Linked DNA regions of Homo sapiens: all the other regions are linked to region 2. A link is a loop called in an ENCODE intact Hi-C map of the cell type or tissue named here. Cell type or tissue: PC-9. All regions are shown on one strand.

Region 1 (8,000 bases), 61 kb after region 2:
GGGCTCCTCTCAGGGACCCACAGGCCTGGATTCAAATCCCAAGGCCTCTACTGGTTAGTTCTGGGACCTTGGTCTGGCCTTTCCCACCGAGCCCTCAGACTTCATCTGTGAAATGGGCAGATGCCTCCCAGGATTGTGGATGGCATTCATGCGAAAACATTGGTGACAGGGCCTGGCACGGCTTATCCCAGGCTTTTAATCCCTCCTGATGCATCCCCGCGCCTTCACCTATAAAACAGGAAGACAATGCCTCTTGCAGACTTTTTGCTAGGTTGGATGAGGGAGCCATGCAGCGTGCTAGGGCAGCCCAGAGGCACCTTTTCTTTCTTTTTTTCTTTTTCTTTTTTTGTTTTGAGACAGAGTCTCGCTCTGTCACCCAGGCTGGAGTGAAATGGTGCAATCTCGGCTCACTGCAACGTCTGCCTCCCAGGTTCAAGCGATTCTCTTGCCTCAGCCTCCCAAGTAGCTGGGATTACAGGCGTGCACCACCACGCCTGGCTAATTTTTTTTTTTTGTATTTTAGTAGAGACAGGTTTTCGCCATGTTGGCCAGGGTGGTCTTGATTTCCTGACCTTGATCCGCCTGTCTCAGCCTCCCAAAGTGCTGGGATTCCGTGAGCTGAGATTGCGCCACTGCAGTCCAGCCTGGGCGACAGAATAAGACTCCGAGACTCCGTCTCAAAAAAAAAAAAAGGGGCTGGGGTTACAGGTGTAAGCCACCGCGCCCGGCCATCCCAGAGGCAGGCACCTATTCATCGGACCCAGCCCTCTGCTTCCTCCCACTGGCCATGGATGGGACCCATCCTCGTCCACACTCGCATCAAAGCCCAGCGGCTACTTCCAGGGGGGATGTCCTTGGGCCCGGCCTCCTCCTCAGTCCTGGTGGTGACGACATGTTTCATAGTCCCCCTTGATTCAGCTGGGAGCTGTGAGGACCGACTGCATCTTATTGCATGACTGCGTCTCGTTGCGTGGCTGCCGGAGTAGCCCCTGCTCCTAGAACAGAGCCTGTGCATATTGTTGGAATGAATGAGAAAACAAGTACATAAACGAGCAAGCCAATGAATGAACGAAGTTCCTTCTTATCCATCTTGGGCTTTGCTTTCCGTTTCTGTCCAGCCCTCTCCTACCTCCTGGGCTGGGGGAGGGGGGTTTTCCTCCGTGGCTGGGGGATCCTGAGAAGTGGGGTGTGGGGAGGCTGGGCCCCAGCTGGCCAGGCCTCGTGAGGACCCCAGACCCTTCTCACCTGCTGGGGCTGGGGAGTTGAGGAGGGGTCCAAGCCGCCAGCCAGCCAGCAAGGCCCCTCCTCCCGGCCCTGCTCCTGCCTCTTTGTAGGAACCGAAAGATTCCTGTTCAGAGGCAGGAGCTGGGGCTATTTTTGGCACTGTGGGGGAAACAGCGAATGCTTTCCTTCTGTTCAAAAATATATGGTGTGTGTGCTGGGCAGAGGAGGAGCTTGAGAGCTCAAAGCCTGCACTGGCCGGGTTCTTGCCCCTCGGCCAGTGGCCCCACCACCCCCTGCGCGCCCAGCAGCCCACACAGCCTTGCCGGGCCATTGTTGTCTTCAGGCTTTCCGTGATGAGGCCTTTGCTGCGCCTGAGCGCAACATGATCTCAATTAAAATGAAGAGCAGCTGTCAAAATCGCTGAGCGAAGCCTGCCTAGGTGCCCCGGCCATGATTCCCCAGCTCAGGTTCTGTGGAGCTGGGGACGGCCTTGAGAAGAGATCTAGGTGCATCTCAAGGAAGGAGGCATGGCCAGCAGGGAGCAGAGGGGAGGCCCTGGGTCCTGTGGGGGGCATGTGTGGCCAAACGGGTTCCTGGGCCACCTTGCCAGCCCTCACTCCTTGATTTAGAGAATGTTTATGGAACAGCTGCCTCGTGTTAGGCCCTGCGGATGCTGGGGCCACAGGGCAGGCTGGCTGGCTGGATTTCTGGCCCTGCTGGCATTCACAGTTTGGCGGGGAGGCAGATGTCAGGCTGGGATAAGCGTCAAGACAGGGCTTTGCACAATGGACTGGGAATCTCCCTGGTCTGGGGTGCATCTGGGAGGGCTTCCTGGAGGAGGTAATATTGTAGTTGAGACCCGGGGCTAGGGTTGCCAGACATACTGAAAAATGATTTGCTGTTTACCTGATATTTGAACTTAACAGGGTATCTGTATTTTTGTTTGCTGAATTTGATAGTACTGCTTGAGGGAGATGAGAAGTTTGCGGGGAGGGTTTGTGTGGGGGACGATGAGAGTGCTTCAGGCAGCAGGAACAGCATGTTCCAGGTCAGTCCTCACCTTCCAGGGCTCCCGAACCCCCAGCCCCAGGAAGGGGTGGGAGACACAGAGCTGGTCTCCATCACAGCTCAGGCAGAAGCCAAATTGGTCACAGAAGCCACACGGTCACATCTAATGTCATGGCCAGTAGAGCAGGGAGCCCTCTGGATGGAAGCCCTGAGAGGGTCCCAAGGAGGTGTCAAGGTTTGGCAACTCTGGGGACATGAAATTGCACGGTGACTGCAGCATAGAGGGCCTGTGGCCGTGAGGGTGCTGATGGCGGGAGGGCCCTGATGGCAGGAGGGCCCGTGCTGTGCTCAGCCTGGCTCCAAGCACGAGGGGCACTGACGAGCGATTGAGCAGCTCAGAGGTGAGCTTATGTGGCCAGAAGCAGATCCGCGGAAGTCCCTTGGCCTCTCCAAGCTTCGGTTTCCTGGTTGTGGAGTGGGGTTGCTGATGGCCCCTGCTTTAGGAGGTACCTGGAGAGGCGGGGCGGGGGCGCGGGCAGTGAGTTGGTCCCTCAGAGCTGTTGGCTGACCCAGCAGGGCAAGGGCTCCGCTAGGAGGAGTGTCTCGGAAAGCAGGGGAGCAATGTGAGGCCACAGGGCACACCTGGGAGACGGGGGGCCCTGCCCAGGGAGGCACCGGCAGGTATCCCAGTCAAGGTCAGGGTCCGGCCTACAGCGAGCTCTGGCCAGGCTGATGTGTCCGAGTCTGTGCCTCTCTGTGCCCCGTCGCTGCCATCCCTGGGTCCTCCTGCTCTCTGAGCACCGTGACAAGGACCCTGATGAGTCACTCTGTGCCTCCTCCAGGAGGGCAGGTCAGGGCCGAGCCTCCACCCTCCGCTCTTAAAGGGCCAGAGCCGGAGTCAGGGCTGCTGCCTGCTGCTGGCCAGGGCTGCCTCTGCCTGGGCTCCAGCAGCAGCCCTCGCCACCCCTCCCAGCCAGTTGCCCTGGAACACATGTCCTAAAACCTCCTGTGGTCCCTGCAGGAGCCGTTCTGCCCTGGTGCAGCTCAGGGGCCAGACCTCGGTGTTTCGGAAGCAGATCCACTGCATTCTGGGAGGGGAGGTGCTGGCAGTGGCCAATGCTGGTTCCACCCCTGGTGCCACCGTTGCCCAGTCTCTGCGTCCCTGCCAATGCCATCTCCATCTATCCCTGTGTGGAGGGCCTCGCACCTTCCCTGGGGTCTCTCTTCACCTCTCGCCTCTGTTGCATCTTGGGAGCCTCACAGTGCTTCCATCCAGAGGGCTCCCTGCTCTACCGGCTATGACATTAGGTGTGACCGTGTGGCTTCTGTGAACAATTTGGCTTCTGCCTGAGCTGTGATGGAGGCCACACAGCTTTGTGTCTCCCACCCCTTCCTGGGGCTGGGGTGGGGGTCCCTGGAGGGCTAGGACTGAAGCAGGAATGTGGGGACTAGGGTGGGGGAGGCAGATGCCACATGATCCAAAGTGGGGAGATGGGGGGTGGTGGCCTGCTCGGCCTCTTGCAGTTCCTGCCCCTGTGGGGTGCCCCCGTTATTAGCCCTGGCCATCTGGTCTTGTCTTTGGGTGCTGTGACACCTATATTAATAGTAGTGGCAATTGTTAACATTTTGGGATACTTGCTGTGTTCTCTCCACCTGGACCACACCACGCTGCCTCTGGATAAGGTTTTGTTCTAGTGTGATGTGGCTTCTTGTGGTTCCTGAACTCGCCAGGCTCTGGATGGCCTCTGAGGCTTGGACCTGCAGCCTCTCCTGGAAAGCTCTGCTTCTTCTTCTTTGCCTGGCTGAGGCCTGCACATCAGCCCTTTCCTCAGGGAGCACGCCTGACCCCCTAGGCTAGGTTGGGTTCCTGCTTCACATTTCATTAATCCTGAACTTTCCTTTTTTTTTTTTTTTTGAGACGGGGTTTCGCTCTTGTTGCCCAGGCTGGAGTGCAATGGCTCGATCTCGGCGGAGCCTCCTGGGTTCAAGTGATTCTCCTGCCTCAGCCTCCCGAGTAGCTGGGATTACAGGCATGTGCCACCATGACCTAATTTTATATTTTTAGTAGAGACGGGGTTTCTCCATGTTGGTCAGGCTGGTCTCGAACTCCCGACCTCAGGTGATTCACCCGCCTTCTTGGCCTCCCAAAGTGCTGGGATTACAGGCATGAGCCACTGCGCCCAGCCTCTTTCCTTTGTTTTTCTTTTTTGAGACGGGGATCTCACTTTGTTGCCCAGGCTGGAGTGCAGTGGTGCAATCTTGGCTTGCTGCAACTTCTGCCTCCTGGGTTCAAGCGATTCTCCTGTTTCAGCCTCCCGAGTAACTGGAATTACAGGTGCCTGCCACCATGCCTAGCTTATTTTTGTATTTGTAATAGACACGGGGTTTTGCCATGTTGGCCAGGCTGGTCTCAAACTCCTGACCTCTGGTGATCCGCCCGTCTTGGTCTCCCAAAGTGCTGGGATTACAGGCATGAGCCACTGGGCCCAGCTGAGCTTTCCTTTCTTATTATGACAGATAGACAGCTGTGTGGGTGTGTGCTAACAGGGTGTGTCTCCCCTGTTGTATCAGGGACTCAGAGGACAGGAACCTGTGTCTAGGTCATTGCTGTGTCCCTGGAGCCTGGCTCAGGTTCTGACCCATTGAGTGTGCTCAGAAATTAATTGCTGGATGAAGGAAAGGGTGAAAATCCTGTTTGTTCCTTTAACCAGCCTGCAAGAAACGTATTGTGACCGCCACTATTCCCATTTTACAGCTAAGGAAACTGAGGCTCAGAGAGGTGAATTTAGTTACCCAAGGTCACTTGTCTACAGGGGCTAAAGAATGAGTCAGTTTAGACAAAGACCCTTTCTACTGAGTAGGTCAGTTGCTTCAGTGCCTTCCACAATGTCTGACCTTGGCAGTGTTTGGGAAATGCTTGTGGAATGGGACTGATCCGGATCCCTGAGTGCCGGGGTCGGCTCTGAAATGTTTGAGAGGGTCCCCACCAGGAATCTTGAGAAAACTCCACACACCCAAGATTTCCCCAGGGTCTTGGCCAGCCACGGTGGCTCACGCCTGTAATCCCAGGACTTTGAGAGGCCGAGGTGGGCGGATCACTTGAGGTCAGTAGTTCGAGACCAGTCTAGTCAACATGGTGAAACCCTGTCTCTACTAAAAATACAAAAATTAGCCGGGTGTGGTGGCGCGTGCCTATAATCCCAGCTACTCAGGAAGCTGAGGCAGGAGAATTGCTTGAACCTGCTTGAACCCAGAAGGTGGAGGTTGCAGTGACCTGAGATTGTGCCACTGCACTCCAGCCTGGGTGACAGAGCTAGAAGATAGACTCCATCTCAAAAAAAAAAAAAAAAAAAAAATATATATATATATATATATATATATATATTCCCAAGGTCTCGAAGGCCCCAAAGAGGCAGAAGATGTGGCTTACTTCCTTTTGGAAGATTCTGAGCTGAGTCTGGCAGGAAAGATGGCTTGAGCCAGGGGGTAGTTCTTGTATGTTTATGCAAGAGAGAGAGAGAGAGAGAGAGAGAGAGAGAGAATATATGTGGTCATTGGAACAAGTTCCTTTACTAGCCAGAAATAACTTTGGGTTTTAGAAAATAAAAGTAGCCCTGTCTACTTTCCAACTTACCCACCTAAAACAAGAACATGCATTCTGTGAGAACACACATACATTGAGCACCTACTATGTGCCAGATGCTACCATTTGGCTGCAACTTAGGCAGACATAGATCCTGCCCCATGGAGCACCCAGCCATTGGGGAAGGTCCAAATCGGACAAAAGCAGGCACTCACAGAGACAGAACAAAACCATTTCTCATACAGCTTCTCTGAGGCCACTGTGTACATTTTCAACTGGTTTCTTTCCATCTATTTTCTACGTATGTAACTATGGTAGGTTTTATCGCCCTTAGTTTTCTGGTGAGAAAACCAAGGGAGGTTAACCGACTTGTCCAATGTCACACAACTGGAACATGGTAGAGCCGGGATTTGAACCTATGTCAGTGCGACTTGATCTGGGTCACTCAGCCAGTCAAAGCAAGTTAACAGATCAGCAGATACTGAGGACCTTTGCCTGCCAGCACCAACGGCACTTTGTTGGGGCGTCAGAGATGCCAAAGATTCAGTAACTCTTTGACAGCGTGCGGGAGGTGGGCAGGATCATCCTTGGGGATGATATCTCCCAGCTAAAGCCTTCCTGAGCCTGGACTCTGGAGTCGATAAACCTGGCCTCCATCTCCACTCCTCCACCCCTGACTGCGTGATCTTGGTTGAGTGCTTTGCCTCTCTGTGAAACCGCAGTTTCTTGGAAGTGGGCTGGCAGGGACCCCCGCCTGTCAGCACAGGGCCTTGGGGAGGATCCCAAGGGGCTGAGAGGGAAACGGGGCTTTGATTTTGAATCTGAGCAGCTCTAAGCAGCCTCTCTCCTGGCTCCACTTCCTGCGGGAGCGGCAACAGCTTCCCATCTTGGTGTCTGCCCCAAGGCCTGGCCCTCTGACTTTTATTCAGACACCACGACTCCTCATCGGCACAGCATCTCCAGGGCGCCCACCATGTGCTGGGCTCAGTGCTTGTGATGTGTATCCTCTCGTTGGCCCCTGACAGCGGGGCAGGGAGCACGCTGACCCAGGCCACGTGGCGACTGGATAGTTGGTAGACCCATCTGTGCAAAGGCCCTGGGTGATCCCTGCTGGACTGTGTGTCCCAAGCCGAGAGCCTGGCTTTAGAGGGCCTCGGGCAGGAGAGCCAGGCCTGGGTGCAGAGCGGTGAAGAGCAGCTCCCGGGAGCTGGGGCTGAAGGTTACCTGGCCTGGCCCGAGTCTGCCCTCCGGGGCCAGGGACTCCATCTACTCGCCATTCCTGAAGACAGGCTGGGAGATCCCCCAACAGGTGAAATACCCCCCGATTCGAGTGCTCAGCCTTCCTCCCACCAGCCCGGAGGCTCTGGCATCTTTTACATGGAGGCGAGGCAGCCGTGGGGATGTAAGGAAGGGAAGTGGGGGCCGGTAGGGGGTGGTCAGAGCCTGGTCAGCTGGATGGCCGTGGGCATGGGGCTCCCCTGATGAGCCCAGGTGCCTCATCCTGAGACAGATACAGCAACAGCCCATGGCCCCCTGGGCTGTGTGAGACGCTAATGAAATGAGGGTTCAGGCTGGTGCCGGGCAGACCGCAGTCAGCACCCGATGGCGACAGTGGCCGTCACAGCTGCTCACTGCTGCACATGGCGGTCTGATGGCCCTGGTGGGCAGCCTGCTTGGAAGGGGCAGCGAGCAGAGCAGACGGGGCCCGCCCACCTTTCCTGCCAGCCGCTGTGTGCCCCAGCCCAGTGCTGGACCAGTCCTGGCTGGCACTCAGCGAACTGGGGTGGAGACAGTGACTGCCAAGGAGGCTGGGACACCACTCCCACAGTGGGGACACGTGATGGGGGGCTGGAGGGCAGAAGGGCTGGGGAACGCGCGGCGAGTGGGTCAGGGCGAGGGGCTCCTGCAGCGGCTTTGCTCAGCCAGGAGTGCCCGGGAGCTCTGGGCAGCAGGCCAGGCCTCCTTTCTGGGGCAGCTCAGGCCTGGTGCTGGGGCCCAGCTGCCCTTTAGCCAGGCAGTGGTGGCAGACAGGTATGGGATTGGGAGTGGGGGGTGGTCTCTCTTCTCACCCTGGCAGGGGCATCGAGTAATAAGTACAACAGCAGTGATGATCATGCTGACTGCCTCGTGCCAGGCAGCTCCTGCGTCTGCTGTCACGTTACTCTGAGCTTGGAGGCAGTGCCGC
Region 2 (8,000 bases):
TTCTTTTTTTTCTTTCTTTTCTTTTCTTTTTTTTTTTTTTTTTTTGTAGAAACGGGGTTCTACTGTGTTGCCCAGGTTGGTCTCAAACTCCTGGACTCAAGCAATCCACCTGCCTCAGCCCCCCAAGTAGGCAGCACACCTGGCTAATTTTTTAATTTTTTTTTTTTAAGAGACAGGGAGGGGTTTCATCCTGTTGCCCAGGCTGGTCTCAAACTCCTGGGCTCAAGGGATCCTCCCATCTTGGCTTCCCAAAGTGTTGGATTACAAACAGGTATGAGCCACTGCACCTGGCCAAGATTTAATTTTTTCAAAATAACAAGACTGCCAGAGAGGTTGCTAGGTAAGAAAGCTGCTGCGATTTTGCAGATTTTGCATCTTCAGGTGTTGTGTGCGTGCCTGCGTGAATCTGCTGCAGCCCCAGAGGCAGGTGTTGTATCCTCTCAACTGTGAGACTTTCTGAGTGTCCCTCATTAGTGCATTGGGTTTCTCAGAGGAGATTCTTGTAGATTCTGTTAGTGATGTTCATCTTGAAGATAATTTAGGATTACAGGAATTTCTTTTGGAATCCTAAGCCTGATTGCTCCTCCCTCCCCGACAACTAATCATGAGCCCAAAGGAGGAAGAAGAGGAAATCTGAACCTTCACCACCCACGGTCCCATTCTTAAACTGAATCAGTAATTGAATGCTATTAAGCAAAATTAATTTGCCTCCTGCAGGAAGGTTTATGATGAATGAAAGGATTGCTGATCTGGGAGGGAGCCAGGCTTCCCTCTACTCATCAATATTTCAGAGCCGTAGGCAGTGTCAGGAAGGTAGCTGTCCTGGCTCAGCTGACCTTGAGCATGCATGAAGGTAGGATCCAGCCAGGGAGGTTGTACTGAAAGGGCTTATTACAAGTCACTTAATGATAACTTCAGTGAAATTTGCAAAATGCATCTGTGGGTTTATTGAATTTACACCCTCAGCTAGTGGGAGACCCCCCCAGGTGGTTCTCTGGGACCAACCTGAGACTAGTCCCAGTGGAGGTCACAGCTCTGTGCAGAGCTGAAATGTTTAATGCTGGCTCTCTGGGGGGAAAAAATTCCTGATTTGTAGCATCTGCCAATTCCTGTGATGTCAGTATACTCCCACCATAGCCAGGTTACAGCTGCTGACCCTGGGGCGGGAATCGCCTGTGCAAGCCAACTCCAGCTCATGGGGCTCACTGGGGCTGTGCTGCTCCCACATTTTTTCCTGGTGATTGGAGGAGAGACCGCCCAGCGGACTTGATTCCAGATAGATGGATGTGCCTCTGAGTGGTCCTCATCTGCATTAGAGGTGGCCTCTTGACTGAGAAGGTATCTGAATGAGGCTTACTTTTAAAAATGAGAAGTTAACGAGCTCTTCATTTTGTTCTTTCTTCTCTCTAGCTGCTATTAACTTAGCAAAGCTGAAACTTTTCAGACATTATTACGTCTTGGTAAGTAAAAAAAAAAAAAATCCTCAATCTATAAATAAAATCAATTCAAGGAGTAGAGCAAATGAACTTCCAAAGGATTGGTGAAAGCACAAGATGTGCCACCTGGAGCTGAGCAGTGTGGCTTGCTTTTTTTTTTTTTTTTTTTTTTTCTGGAGACGACGTCTAGCTCTGTCACCCAGGCTGGAGTGCAGTGGCACGATCTTCGCTCACTGCAATCTCCACTTCCCGGGTTCAAGCTTTCCGAGTAGCTGGGATTACAGGCACCTGCCATTACACCCAGCTAATTTTTGTATTTTTAGTAGAGACAGGGTTTCGCAAAGTTGGCCAGGCTAGTCTCAAACTCCTGACCTCAGGTGATCCACCCGCCTCGGCCTCCCAGAGTGCGGGGATTACAGCGTGAGTCACTGCGCCTGGCCAGTGTGGCTTGCTTTTTTGCTTTTTTTTTTTTTTTAAGACTGGGTCTCTCTATGCTACCTTAAGATGGACTCCAACTCCTGGGTTCAGAGCTCAAAAGATCCTCCCGCCTCAGTCACCTGAGTAGCTGGGACTGCAGGTGTAGGCCACCATGCCTGGCTTTCATTTTATAAAATCTAGCTGTGTCTTTCAAAATGGGAAATTAAATATCTGAGTTCCTTTTTTTTTTTTTTTTTTTTTTGAGACGGAGTCTCGCTCTGTCGCCCAGGCTGGAGTGCAGTAGTGCGATCCCGGCCACTATTTTTACTCATTTAGAAAAATGGGATCACACTGTCATGTTCTTCTGCAGCCATTTTTGTTTTATTCATTTAAAAAATTATTGGAGTATCAGCTGGGTGCGGTGGCTCATGCCTATAATCCCAGCACTTTGGGAGACCGAGGCGGGCAGATCACGAGGTCAGGAGATCGAGACCATCCTGTCCAACATGGTGAAACCCCATCTCTACTAAAAATAAAAAATAAAAAAATTAGCTGGGCATGGTGGCGTGTGCTTGTAGTCCCAGCTACTTGGCAGGCTGAGGCAGGAGAATCGCTTGAACCCAGGAGGCTGAGGTTGCAGTAAGCCGAGATAGAGTGCCACTGCACTCCAGCCTGGGCGACAGAGCGAGACTCTGTCTCAAAAAAAAAAAAAAAATTGGAGTATCTACCTCTCTCTTCTTTCAAATTTCCCTGCAGAAAACTAGTTACATGTTGTGGTAATAAATTTTCCTTAAGAACAGAAAAGTTAAGACAGTTTTTTTAAAACCTAAAACAGGACTCTGATGGACATGAAAAGTTCTATCAGCTAGCACCAAAAGACAGAGCTTGCTAGAAATTATTAGGATCATAATTTCTTGGAATATATAAGGTATAGGCCTCCCAGAGTTAGTTTGCTTCCTGAGTCTTGAAAGAACGTTTCCAAGTCTTTTTTTTTTTTTTTTTTTTGAGACGGAGTTTCGCTCTTGTCTCCCAGGCTGGAGTGCAATGGCGTGATCTCGGCTCACTGCAACCTCCGCCTCTTGGGTTCAAGCGATTCTCTTGCCTCAGCCTCCCGAGTAGCTGGGATTACAGTCATGCGCCACCATGCCACGCCTGGCTAATTTTGTATTTTTAGTAGAGACGGGTTTTCTCCGTGTTGGTCAGGCTGGTCTCGAACTCCTGACCTCAGGTGATCCACCCACCTCGGCCTCCCAAAGTGCTGGGATTATAGGCGTGAGCCATCGCGCCCGGCCCTGTTTCCAAGTCTTTCATCTGTTCGTTTGGCATTGTCACTTCAGACAGTTCCTTTGCTCAAGCAAACATCAGACTTCAGTGGTAGAGAGAGATGCAAGAGCAGACACTCCACTTGGGGTTGATTTTTTTTTTCTTTCTTTGTTTTATTTTTTCTTTCCCATGGATTTTATGTCATCCACCAAATAGGCACAGGTCATCACAGAACCTCTCTTGTTGCATGCAGTGATAATGAGTGGTCCTTGACCAGCAGGCCAGCTGAGCTTAGTCCCCTTGCACAGGCCATGCTCTAGTGGCCAGCACATTGAGTCTTTGTCACTGCAAGGAGAAATGAAGGCATCCTGTCTTGCTAGAGAACTTGGTAGTATTTGTACTTCTGTGAGTGTGGACCTCGAATGCTTGCAGCATCTGCCAGAGAAGAGGACAGAAGTCAGTAATTTCCCTGTGTGGCTTTATTTTGCTATTACTACTGGTAAATATTCCTCAAAGCCTGAGCATAAGAAATAAAATCTTTGGAGATTGAAATCAAGGGCTTATGTCTGTGGATAGGGTGAGGAAGGGTTAAGAACAACCTGACTAAAGTGTCTTGTGCTCCCGGTGGGTGTGGCTGTTAGCAATATCTTGGTCACCTGGAGAGAGAGAAGAAATTCAAGTGTAACTAGCAGAGTAGCCATGTCTCTCCGCTGCACGTATTAATTCACACTGTAAGTGTCACATACTTTTCTTTGAGTGATTCTGTTTTCTGTTTCCTAGTTCATTTGTGAAAGCAAATTGTTAAAGTGGTGTCCTAATTTTAATGTTGATCTGATTTCCTGTTTCTTTCCTCCTCATGCAGATTGTGTGTTACATATACTTCACTAGGATCATTGCATTTCTCCTCAAACTCGCTGTTCCATTCCAGTGGAAGTGGCTCTACCAGGTACGCTGCTCACAGGGCAGAATGCCAGAGAATTTATGCCTGAGGATAAAGTCTTGAAGTGTAACTTAACAGTTGTTACTAATTTATCTGGGAATGACCACTAAGACCTTCCATCTCTTCTTTTTTTTAACTAAAAATTTTTTTTTTAGTTTTTGAGACAGGGTCTCACTCTGTCACCCAGGCTGGAGTGCAGTGGCGCAATCTCAGCTCACTGCAACCTCCACCTCCCGGGTTCAAGCGATTCTCCTGCCTCAGCCTCCTGAGTAGCTGGGATTATAGGGATGCACCACCATGCCCAGTTAATTTTTGTTTTTTTAGTAGAGATGGGGCTTTGCAGTGTTGGCCAGGCTGGTCTCAAACACCTGATCTCAAGTGATCCGCCCACCTTGGCCTCCCAGTGTTCTGGGATTACAGGTGTGAGCCACCACACTTGGCCTCCTTCCATCTCTTCTGGCCTATAATTGAGATGATCTGTTTGTCCAGAAATGCTGCTGGATTCTATGAGGAATCTGAAAATAATTGCATTCTTGATTTTAGTTTTCAGTCTTAAAAGTCAAGAGAAAAGCTTCAGGTAGAGAAAGATTTGCCCTGAATCATTAGAACTTAGATGAGATGTGGTCCTTTCCTTTAGTTACAGGGCTGAGTAGTTAGAATTCAGGCTGCCCTTCTTCTTTGCCCATTTTATTATTTCGATAATAAGTATCTTTGCGACAAACTAGAACTAGCTTAACTACTAGAGGAAGCCACCAAATGACTTTTTTCTTGAATAACTCACTGGGTGCTGTAGGCACTGTGGGAGGAAGTGGGTATGTGGTGAGCTCTTAAAAGCTACCCATGAAGACTGGTGAAAGCACAGCAGAGCACAGCCTCGGAAATGTCAGCCCTGGGCAGGACACTCCTCGTTTAGGCCTCGGCAAGTCTAAGGAAAATGCCCTGTAGCAGGAAGTGGCATCTGAGTAAAGAACCATCGAGTGGTGGGTTGTGGGGAAATATGTCAGTTTGTTGAATTCCACTGCTTTCTGAAGAACAGTGTTGCTAATCTCTTTATTTTGGGGTGGTTTTTAAACTTGCAGCTCCTGGATGAAACGGCCACACTGGTCTTCTTTGTTCTAACGGGGTATAAATTCCGTCCGGCTTCAGATAACCCCTACCTACAACTTTCTCAGGAAGAAGAAGACTTGGAAATGGAGTCCGTGTAAGAAATCTTTCTTCCCTCTTCCTTAGCCCTGACCCCTTTGCCTAACACAAAGCAGCACAGTGTGAATCGGGTCGGCTGCTCTCAGCATTTCGTGGCTGCAGGGGTGGTTCCTCTATTTTTAGCAGAAGGAAGCGGACACTGGAGCCCCAGGCTGTCTGATCTGGTTTGAAGTACAGTATCTGCCAAACCTAGCTGGGTCTTGTCAGGGAAGATGGAACTTGCCGTTCCACTAAGCATCATTGGAGCCTGCTTTCAAGAACTCAGTGGCAAGAACTTAGGAATATACGTGGCCAGTTCACGAGGGAGAACAGGGGGCCGACTTTCTGTCAGGCCCGCCATCAGGCGCTTACGTCTGAAAATGGAATCTTCTGAGTCATCTCTAAGTCTGCTAATGATCCTCAGACATCCTCTATCGTCAGATAACTGCGTGGCTTTTCACAGCACAATGACTTTGACCTATATCTGAGCACTAATAGGGGCTTTTCTGAGTCACACAGTGAATGACTCTAGGGTCCTATTTTCTGGGAAAGGGCCATCATTGTCTAGAAAAATGAGTAGTGATTAAGCATATTTGCTTGTTAACTGAAATTTGATAAGCCAGGTCAATGCTGTGTTTGATGATTAGCCTAAGGCAGAGTTTTCCCTTCTTGGTTCACTGGTATCAAGTGTTCTGCCCCCAGCCCTGGCAGCCTTTGAATTCTTCCCAATTCAGAGGCTGAGACTCGGCCCATGCTAAGCTCTGCTTGGCTGTCAGCGGGTCAGGCAGCATGGGACAGCTCTCTCTGCTCAGCTCCACGGCAACAGTAAAGGAAGGCAGGTCCTGCCAGCGGGCGCCAAACAGCATCTCCCCATGCAGAGGAAGAAACACCTCCTTCTAAACAGTGGAGAGGAGTGCAGGAGGCCCATCAGCTGTGCCTTTCCCAGAAGTGGCAGGATCTGAGCAAGTGTCTGTTGGTTGAAGAGGCACACATGTCAGGCTGGCAACCAGCAGCATCAGGAAATAACCTAAGACGCGGTGTGTTTATCATTCCCCTGCTGGGAGCCTTTGGCTTGGTCCGTCCGCATAACACGGGGTTCTTTGGGTAGGCAGCTAGAAGCCGAGCGGCCGGGTCGCAGCATCGTCTCCTTTACTGCATTGTACTCCACAGTCGTAATGGGAGGTTCCCGCTTCCCACATCCTTTCCCTCAGCCGTTACATCTTGGAGCCTGGATGCATTATGAAGGTATTTTTGTTTCGTGGCAACAATTTTTTTAAAATTTTGTTTTGGTGCTTCTTTGACAACGCGGCCCACGCAGCTGCCCTCTGTGCAGCCATTACCCCACCAGGCCTGACACAGCTTCTCTCTCTGGGCCTGGGTATGAGGGCACAGTCCAAAGTAACACTGACTTTCTCTCTCTTTCCCCTTCTGTTTCTTTGACCATCTCTCTTTAGGCCTACCAGTTTTGGCAACAGAAGTTACCGGTCAATAATCAGCAAGTTAAAAAGTATCGGATGCGATTTCAATTATCAGACTTGGTAGCTGCCTCCTAGGCTGTGGGTATCCTCAATGATCTGAATTACTTCTGTCATCTTGAGGAGTGAGAGTGGAAGGAAATGTTTGGTGTGGGTTCCTGGGCCAGGAGGTTTTCTCCCTGGGGTTCCCATTCCAGAACGCTGTCCTCATTCATGGTTGCTGTTCACCTTTCACCACTCCCTGCATTATTTCATGTGGGCGAGGAACGTGTGTGGAAATGGGGATTGGGGACTAATAGACTTGTCTCTTCACCAGGTCTCCCCACACTTCCAGACCAGAAAACACTTTTTAGTTATAGAAATGGATATATCGGCTGGGTGCAGTGGCTCATGCCTATAATCCCAGCACTTTAGGAGGCCGAGGCAGGCAGATCACGAGGTCAGGAGTTCGAGACCAGCCTGGCCAACATGGTGAAACCCCATCTCTACTAAAAATACAAAAATTAGCTGGGCGTGGTGGCAGGCACCTGTAATCCCAGCTACTCGGGAGGCTGAAGCAGGAGAATCTCTTGAAATCGGAAGGCGGAGGTTGCAGTGTGCTGAGATCACGCCACTGCACTCGAGCCTGGGCGATGAGAGTGAAACTCCGTCTCAAAAAAGAAAAAAAAAAAAAAAACGCATGAATCCGTGGACCACTTAGGCCCAAGCCACATTTGATTGCAGTCTTGTGTGGCAGAAGGAACCTGTGTCCCATTTGGCACTTTTGGTTGCAAACACAGAGACTTGGGGCTTTGCAAGGAAAGGGGGTTACTGTTTAGATGTCAAGGAAAGAACGCTTATCTGCGGCGGTCGGATGTTGGCCCTTCAGCTGTTCGGTCCCTTAAGTGTTTGCACCAAAACTAGGACACCTAGTGAGGTGGCTGCGAAGCTGCTGAAGCCCCACCGCCGTATGTTCCTGCCAGGGAGGCTTTTGGGTGTTCATCTGACCCAGGTCTCTCTTCTCACTGCTGCAGAGCCTGAGCTTCCAGGACCGTTGCGGGCGCCCTGTCTGCAGGGGGCTAGCCAGGTTTCCTCACATCGTGGGGGCCCCAGGTGTCCCTTCAGCTTCCCAGAGGTTTGCTGGGGGAACAGGATGTAGCGCCTACCCCACCCTGGGCATCTGCCATCAGGTTTCTTCCTCTCCTTGAGTTCACTTCTGCCACTCCCAGTCCTGGCCACACACTGAAGCTCCCTGTCACCCGCCCTGCCTGTGACAACCTCCTGCGCTACCACACACCCTTACTCCCG
Region 3 (8,000 bases), 320 kb after region 2:
TCTTTCAATAAATAAGGAAGAAAAGTGAACTTCTTCTGACCAAAAAAAAAAAAAAAAAAACTATGAAAAACCTACAGCTAACATTGTACTTAACGGTGAAAGACTGAATGAATCCTCTGCCCTAAGATCATGAACAGGGAAAGGATAACTACTCTTACCAATTCTATTCAACATTCTACTGGGGATACTGACCATTGCAATAAGGCAAGCAAAAAAGGTACAAAGGTAATAAAGGGGAAAGTAAAACTGTTTCTATTCATAGACAACATTGCTGTCTACCTAGAAAATCCTAAGGTATTTACAAAAATCTACTAGAGTCAATAAGTGAATTTAAAAAAAGTTGCAGAATATAAACCTAATTTACAAAAGTTGATTTTATATGCCAGGAACAATTGGAAAATAAAAATATCATGTATGATAACATCAAAAAATTAAAATTCTTAGAAGTAAATTTGATGGAAGATAGGCAAAACTTATACACATAAAACATTGCTCAGACATCTAAACCAGGATGGATCTCTTGGTACCTCCACTGAAATTGAAGACTTACCCTGATTTGATGATTACACATTGTATACACGGATCAAAACATCACATGTACCCCCAAAATATGTATAACTAAGATATATCAGTGAAAAATACAAAAAAAAAAAAAAGAAAGAAAAGAAACTGAGGACTTTTATACCACCTATCAAAGATGTCTCAACCTACCAGGTCTTCCTCTCCACTGTATGGAAGACTTAGGCCTTTGCCTGGGCACAGGCCTCCACCAGGCCAGTCATCCAAGGTGTCCAATAAATTAGTCATCTCAGAGCTGGGCCCTGGAGTACCCATACCTGTGACCCCAAGAAACTATCTCTTAAACAAACAAACAAACAGAACCTCTCTGGCTGTTGGGGAGGAAATGTTGGAGGGGCAACTAGGGTAAGTGGAGGAGCCAGCAAAGAGACTTAAGTAAGAAATTATAATGGTCTCAGTAAGAGAAGATGGTGGCCCTGTATGGAGGAAGTGGAAGTGGAGAGAAAGGGGCAGACTTGATATATTTAGAAGATATGAATGTTGTTGGGCACGGTGGCTCACACCTGTAATCCCAGCATTTTGGGAGGCGGAGGTGGGTTGATCACCTGAGGTCAGGAGTTCAAGACCAGCCTGGCCAACATGGTGAAAACCCGTCTCTACTTAAAATACAAAAATTAGCCTGGTGTGGTGGCGGGCCTGTAGTCCCAGCTATTCAGGAGGCTGAGGCAGGAGTATTGCTTGAACCGGGGAGGCAGAGGCTGCAGTGAGGGTGCCACTGTACTCCAGCCTGGGTGACAGAGCAAGACTCCAAATTAAAAAAAAAAAAAAAAAAAAGGAAGGTATGAGTGTCTCAGATCCCAGTGCCTTTGTTTCTCCACCTGCTCAGGCCTAGGTGCTGCTTTGTTTTTAGGAATGCCACCAAGATCACTTACCTAGAAGGTGCAAAGGCTCCTGGAGGACCCCTGACCTAGGTGTGGGCAGGGGGTAAGATGAAAGTCAAAGGCCATGGTGCCCCAGTCTCAGGTGGGGGAATCCCTTTGGGCCACGCCCCACTTTGGCCCTCAGCACTGCTCTGCAGGGTAAGGGCCAGGGCAGGGTTGAAGGTCCCCCTGGCCGATGGAGGGGTCCAGGCAGAATGGGGCTCATTCAGAAGCTGGCCAGTCCTCCCTCACCTTGGTCTCTGCCTCTGGGCAACCACTCACCCTGCTGTTGGTGGCAGGACGGTGGGGGTGGGGGGCGGGGTGCTGCTGGCAGTTTGGGCCCCTGTTTTCTTCTCAGGAGCGCTGTGACCTCACTGTCCCTCATGTCACTGGTGCATGTGAGTTAGGAAGGGTCTGTCCCCTAGGCTGGAACCATTTCTGCGGCAAGGAGTAAAGGTCCCAGCAGCCTGTGACCCTGGGACTGTGACCTCAGTTCAGCTCAGGCTGGAGCTAAAGCAGAGGGTTTGAGCCAGAGCTTCAGACACTGGATTCTAGCTCCGCTCTGCCACTCACATGCTGTGTGGCCTTGGGAAAGATACACCGTCATTCTGTGCAGCAGGTTTCTGCCCATACCATTGAGATAACAATCACAGGTACTTCATACAGGGTAGTCGTGAAGGTGAAAACAGAATGCTTGCTCTTTCCAGGGCGACCCTACCAATGAGAAAACAGGCTGCAGTGGGGAGTGACCGCCCCAAGGACACACAACTGCTGCAAGGGTGTCATTGTGTAGGTGTTCCTCACTTGCCTCCTGCTAGTGTGGGAGGCCCAGAGACTCCACGAGACCCCCAGCTGCTCCTGTGAGAGGGCTGAGGGGGGCCAGCTGTGATACCGCCTCCCATCTAGAAGGGGCCTCAAGCCACCCATGTACACCCAGCCCCACGTGGCTCACCAGGGGCCCCTTTGCCATCAAGGGCCACATCCCAGGTTTAAGTGTCAGAGAACTAAGGGGCTTAAGAGAGAATCGAGCTGTGGCTTTGTTTGTGAATTGGTTTGATCCTTTTTTCCTTCTAGAAGGACTCACAGCTACTGTTGCTTGCCATGGGCTTGAGGGGGTGGTGGGGGCTGACTGGCAGAGGGGCTGAGAGTGGATGGTGATTAAAAGGAGCACTGACTCCAGGGTAGCGGCTGGGCAAGGCTTGGGGCTCCCACCTCCCCCAGGTTCAGAGCCGGCTGAGGACCGGGAGTCCTCCCTTCTGGGGTCAGTGCTCACTATGGAGCAACTGCCTTGGATGGGGTCCCAGGACTTGCTCTTTTACTGGGGCTGTGGTTGCAGTGATCAGGGCTTTGGAGCCGGCAGACCAAGCTGGGAAACTCCTGAGGTAGAGAAGCTGTTGAAGGCGGGCCTGGGGTCACAACTCCCAGCTGCTTTTTACAAGCAAGAGACTTCTCTCTGAACCTCAACCTTCCCTCCTGTCTAGTGGGTTCGCAGCCAGACAGTCTTTTACTCACTGCTTACTGGGTGCCCTCTGGAGTCTGGGCAGGTGCCAGGCTCTGAGAAGACAGGCCAGCAATCAGCCCTGGCCTAAGGGATGAAAGCCGGGCCTTCCCGCGCCGGCTCACCTCGGTTTTCTCATCCTTACTCGGCTACCAGAGGCTATGGTTGGGGAGGGAGGGGGCTCTGGGGGCTGCAGAAGGCCCAGGCTGCCGGCACCGGATAGAAGTGAGCACGAAGCTCCCTGCGCCAGTGGAACTTTTATCCCGGCTCCCACCGCGAAGCGTTTAAATTGCTTCCCCAGGGCCAGGAGGCAAGTCTCTCGAAGGACGGCTGCGGCCACCCTCCGCCCCTGAGTTACATGGGTCGCAGCCACTGCCGCCCTCCTTGGCGCCTCCAGCCCGCGGGCCAGGGCCAGGAACCGCGAGCCGCCTGCGCCCCCGCCGGCGCGCCCCTGGGAGGGTGAGCCGGCGCCGGGCCCAGGCCCGGACCTGGTGGGAGGCGGGGGGAGGTGGGGACGAGGCCTGGGGAGGCGGGCCCCGCCCATCTGCAGGTGGCTGTGAACGCTGAGCGGCTCCAGGCGGGGGCCGGGCCCGGGGGCGGGGTCTGTGGCGCGCGTCCCCGCCACGTGTCCCCGGTCACCGGCCCTGCCCCCGGGCCCTGTGCTTATAACCTGGGATGGGCACCCCTGCCAGTCCTGCTCTGCCGCCTGCCACCGCTGCCCGAGCCCGGTAAGGAGCCCTCGGCCCCTCTCGCTGCCCACTCCCTAGCCGAGAGCACCCGCTTCCCGGGCCCAGAGGAGGAGGCGTAGAAGACGCCCGCCCCGGGGCCCGCGGAGGCAGAGGGCGGACCCCGATCGCCACTCGCCGGGGACTGGGACCGAGGCAGGAGGGAAGGGGCTCCCGATGCTCAAACGCCTGGCACCGGATTCCAGGTTTCTGGAGCGTGGGGGACGCGGCGGGGGCGCGAGTCCCCGGGGGCGCGAGTCCCCGGGTCCGAAGAGCGGCTCGGGTTATTTGTTCCCTGCGCAGCCGGGTCCTTTCTGGACTCCTTGTCGGATCCGGCTTCCTCTGTGTCGTGAAGCCCCCACATGGAGACCTGGGGAGTCCGGAGCGTGTGGGGGGGCTCCCGATTCTCTCTCCCTCTCTCGGACTCGCCGTCTGTCTCCACCTCTATTTCTCTGCGTAAAACCAGGAGTCCAGCCCCTCTGGGGCTTGGACGTATCGCTTTCCCCGCAGCCTCAGTTTACCCTGGACAGATGGGCATGGTGGCCCTGGCTCCCTTCCCTGCAGGGGGCGGCAGCCACCTGGCCCTCCCCGGTGGGGCTGGCGGCCTCGCGGCGGGGTTTCCTGCTGGCCTGGGCTGGGCTCTGTGGGAGGGGCAGTGCCAGGAATATTTTCTATTCGGGCTGCTGTTGCCTTTGGCCCCTGGGCGGCTGCGCCCTCCAGGGAGGCAGGGTCATTGTGAAAGAGAGGAAACTCCTCTCCCAGGCGGCCAGGGCTGTTCCTGAGGAGGGCTGGCCTGGCCTCAGTATTCTTCTCTGAGAAGTGGAGAGTCCACTCCCGAGCAGCCGAGTCAGGCTGCAGGTCTCAGGGCAGGAACAGACCTGTTCTCTCCCCAGGGGTAGATCAAGACCTAGGGGACTTGGGCTTTGATCCTCCCGCTCCCAGCAAGCACAAACCCAGTGATGGGGAGAGCTGGTGAGGCCTTGGCTCAGCCTCCAGATTCCCAAGCTTCCTTTTCATTTTCTTTTCTTTCTAAAAATTTATCAGAGATGTGGACTCGTCATGTTGCCCAGGCTGGCCTCGAGCTCCTGGGCTCAAGCGACCCTCCTCCCTCGGGCCTCCTAAACTGCTAGGATTACAGGCTCGAGCCACCCAAAGTGCCTGGCCCCCAAGCTTCAGTCTGTTAGAGCTGGCTGGGGCTGAGGGCTCAGGAAACATTTGCAGATACTGTGCGGCTGCTAAGGGCTCTGTAGACTGTTGGGTGCTGGGCCTGGGTCCAATTGCACAATAACTGTGCCTGGGGTTAGGTTCTGATGAGAGGGAGGGAGAAGCAGCCACACGGACTGGGAAGCTTGGCTAGGAGCAGGAACTGGAGGAGTCTCCATTCCAAACTCCCTCTCCCTCCCAGACCCCTTAGGCCCAAGGCCTAGGGCGGGGAAGTTTGGGGGTGGGGGCGGGACCCTGTCCTGGCGGGGCCATCTGTGCACCATGCTGAGAAGTAATTCTGGTTCTGCTCTGTGGGGGTGGATCAAGTGAATGAATAGTGACTCCTGCCTGCTGAGCGCCTGGCCGGTGCGGGGGCAGACACGTCGTGAGAGGGAAGGGGAGGCCCCACTCTCAGCACAGTCTCCATTCCTGAGTGCTTGGGAAGCAGGCCCAGGGCCGCAGGAGCCTTGGGGTGGAGCCAGGCCCAAAACAGCCTGCTGCACAAGCGCTTCCCCCTCCCAACCCGGGCCCATCTCATCTTTGGCCTGCTGGGAGGCCAGCCAGGTCAACCAGATGCCTCATCTGAGCACTGACTACACAGTCCCTGAAGTCAGTGGCTTGCCTGTGGGCACCAGGCACCCATGTGGAAAGAGGTAACTTCGCTGGAATTCAGAGTCTAAGGCTCTGATTTCTGATGTAGCTTTGGGCAAAGTTGATCTTCCAGGGCGTGGCTCCCTCCCCAGACTTGGGGTCGACCAGGCACCCATAGGCACTTTGATATGAGTGGAACGAATGAATGAATGTGCCCTTCGTCCATCACCAAAGACAAACCGAGCTCAGCTGAGTTAGAATGTCAGCGAGGGGTTGCAGGGGAATCTTCCACGGGGCAGTAGGCCTGAGCTATAGCACACAGGCTCTCCAGAGAAATAGTGGGCAGGTTGGCCATGACTCACTGGGGGGCTGGTTTTCTGGAAGGTGTGTAGAGTGAAGGGGAGATCTGAGGTCTCCTAGGAGCCAGGGAGTGGAAGGCCTAGTGCAGGGAAGAGCAAGTGGCCTGCAGTCAGGCTGGGTTTGAAGCCGCTAGCTTGTGACCTCGGCTGGCCGCTTAGCCTCTGCCTCCTCCTTTGTAAATAGGTGGTAATGGCAGTCTCCACCTTGAGAGGATGCACCTGTGACTGTGAACATAGTAGCCGCTCTTGTTGTCATTCCAGCTCTGACGTTTTCAAGTAGCACGAGTTTTCCTTAGTGTCAAGTGAGCGCCCAGGCTGGCCTGTTTGCTGGAAGCTGGACAGATGGCTGTGGCTGGGGCCACAGAGAATGCCATCCCAATGAAAGCCAGGTGGCTCTGGTACCTTGACGCGAGGCCACCTTCCCTCCTCCCAGGTGTCTCTTCCGGGGAAGGAGGGCTGGAGGGCAGTGGGCATTTGCCAGGGAGCTGGAGAAACCTGCCGTGGCCCTTTCTGGGGGATGTGGTGGGGGTGGAGCTGGGACTAGGGGAGGCTGAATTCAGCCAGGATCTGCCTGCCAGGCGCAGCTCCCAGGAAGAAAGCCCAATGTCTGGGAGGGTCAGAACCCAGAGGGCTGTCAGGTTGTACAGATGAGGAAATTGAGGCTTAGCAAGCCAGGAACTTGGCTGAGGTCAGCCATAGCAGCGGTGCACAGAGCTTAGTGGGCACATACATGCTTGGTGCCCAGCTCTGGGCTCCTTCCCCCAGCATCTCACCCAATCCTTACAGTCGCCCTGTGGGGAGCAGGCTGTTTGCACCCCTATTTTGCAGCTGAGCAGTTATGCTAGAGAGCTGAAGCCACTCAAACCCATGTCTGGTGGACTTGACCTCTGTCCTGTGCCTGGAGTGAGCGCTCACTGGATTGCAGCTGTGGTTCCTTCTCTCCCTGTCACTTCCTCCCCCGACATCAAACCCTCAGTTTCATTTAGTTTTTGCCTCGGGCTGCAAATGCAGCTTAGGGACCTGCGGAGGCTGAGGGAGGGGGGTGCCCCACCCGCTGCTGGGAGGGCAGGAGCAACGCTGCTGTCTGATTGCATCATTTTCCCAAGCCCATCTGCCCAGCTCATTTCTCTGCATGCATACACTGGCCCCAACACCCACACACGTGTGCATGCACACAGGCACACATGTGCAAGCCCAAACACATCACACACATGCATGCACACACATTGTGTACTCTCAGGTACGCACCCCTGGGTGCACACAGGTGTGTGCGCGCGCACACACACACACACACACACACTGTCTCAGGTACACACGCCAGGTCCATGCATTGCTTCACACTGCCCAGCCCCAGAGGCTGAAGGCCTCAGAGCCCACACCTGCCCAGCTACAACCTGGCAGGCAGGAGGGGCTCACTGGTTTCTTTTGGTTTATTTAAGACAGAGTTTCACTCTGTCACCCAGGCTGGAGTGTGGTGGCACGATCTTGGCTCACTGCAACCTTTACCTCCCAGGTTCAAGCGATTCTCGTGCCTCAGCCTCCCAAGTAGCTGGGACTACAGGTGTGTGCCGCCACACTCAGCTAATTTTTGTATTTTTAGTAGAGACGGGGTTTTGCCACGTTGGCCAGGCTGGTCTGGAACTCCTGACCTCAAGTGATCCACCCACCTCGGCCGTCCAAAGTGCTGGGATTACAGGCATGAACCACTGTGCTCGGCCATGAGAGCATGTGTAGGACTCCACAGCTTCAGGGCACCCCAGCCCTCTTTTTGCGGTGAGGAGCTGACCTCCAGAGAGTGGAACTAGTAGCATTGTTCTAAGTGCCTGCCACAGGCATCTGGGAGATGGTCCCTGTTTCCATGGAGCTCATAGTGGGGGAGAGGGCAGTTAGAATACAGCATGATGGCCGGATGTAGTGGCCCATGCCTGGAATCCCAGCACTTTGAGAGGCTGAGGCAGGCAGATCGCTTAAGTCCAGGAGTTCGAGTCCAGCCTGGGCAATGTAGTGAAACCCCATCTCTACAAAAAATACAAAAATTAGGCAGGTGTGGTGGCATGTGCCTGTAGTCCCAGCTACTTGGGGGTGGTGGCACTGAGCTGGGATGGGAGGATCCCTTGAGCCCAAGAGGTGGAGGCTGTGGTGAGCTGAGATTGCATCACTGCACTCCAGCCTAGGTGACAGAATG

Evidence for each region. Hi-C counts contacts between places; a loop is a spot of excess contacts. Peaks named below come from ENCODE experiments on the same cell type or tissue, not always from the same donor. Only the 100,000 strongest peaks of a DNase experiment are listed, where the experiment ranks them.
Region 1: it touches region 2 in a loop (3-fold over the local background); 20 of 110 quality-filtered maps call a loop at or near these places.
Region 3: it touches region 2 in a loop (4-fold over the local background); 2 of 110 quality-filtered maps call a loop at or near these places.

Annotation. Positions count from the first base shown.
Region 1 is chr9:130,184,293-130,192,292 of GRCh38, forward strand. The region is part of intron 1 of NCS1 (neuronal calcium sensor 1); the gene reads left to right. Among named protein-coding and RNA genes, the nearest start is that of NCS1, 16 kb to the left of the region's middle. RefSeq lists enhancers at 1,374-2,215, 2,216-3,058, 3,059-3,900 and a silencer at 5,074-5,423. In PC-9, no CTCF peak of the experiment used is centred here; a DNase peak (open chromatin) is centred at 3,059; H3K4me3 peaks cover 699 bases.
Region 2 is chr9:130,123,505-130,131,504 of GRCh38, forward strand. It overlaps GPR107 (G protein-coupled receptor 107), which reads left to right. Exons shown (of 18, transcript NM_020960.5): 15 at 1,411-1,460; 16 at 3,979-4,062; 17 at 5,136-5,257. Among named protein-coding and RNA genes, the nearest start is that of GPRACR, 17 kb to the right of the region's middle. RefSeq lists an enhancer at 5,454-5,673. In PC-9, no CTCF peak of the experiment used is centred here; DNase peaks (open chromatin) are centred at 3,767, 4,077 and 5,767; H3K4me3 peaks cover 1,643 bases; H3K27ac peaks cover 4,346 bases.
Region 3 is chr9:130,441,331-130,449,330 of GRCh38, forward strand. It overlaps ASS1 (argininosuccinate synthase 1), which reads left to right and starts at 3,631. Exons shown (of 15, transcript NM_054012.4): 1 at 3,631-3,665. RefSeq lists a silencer at 3,434-3,553 and enhancers at 4,434-5,101, 5,771-6,438. In PC-9, no CTCF peak of the experiment used is centred here; DNase peaks (open chromatin) are centred at 3,571, 4,341 and 5,391; H3K4me3 peaks cover 2,707 bases.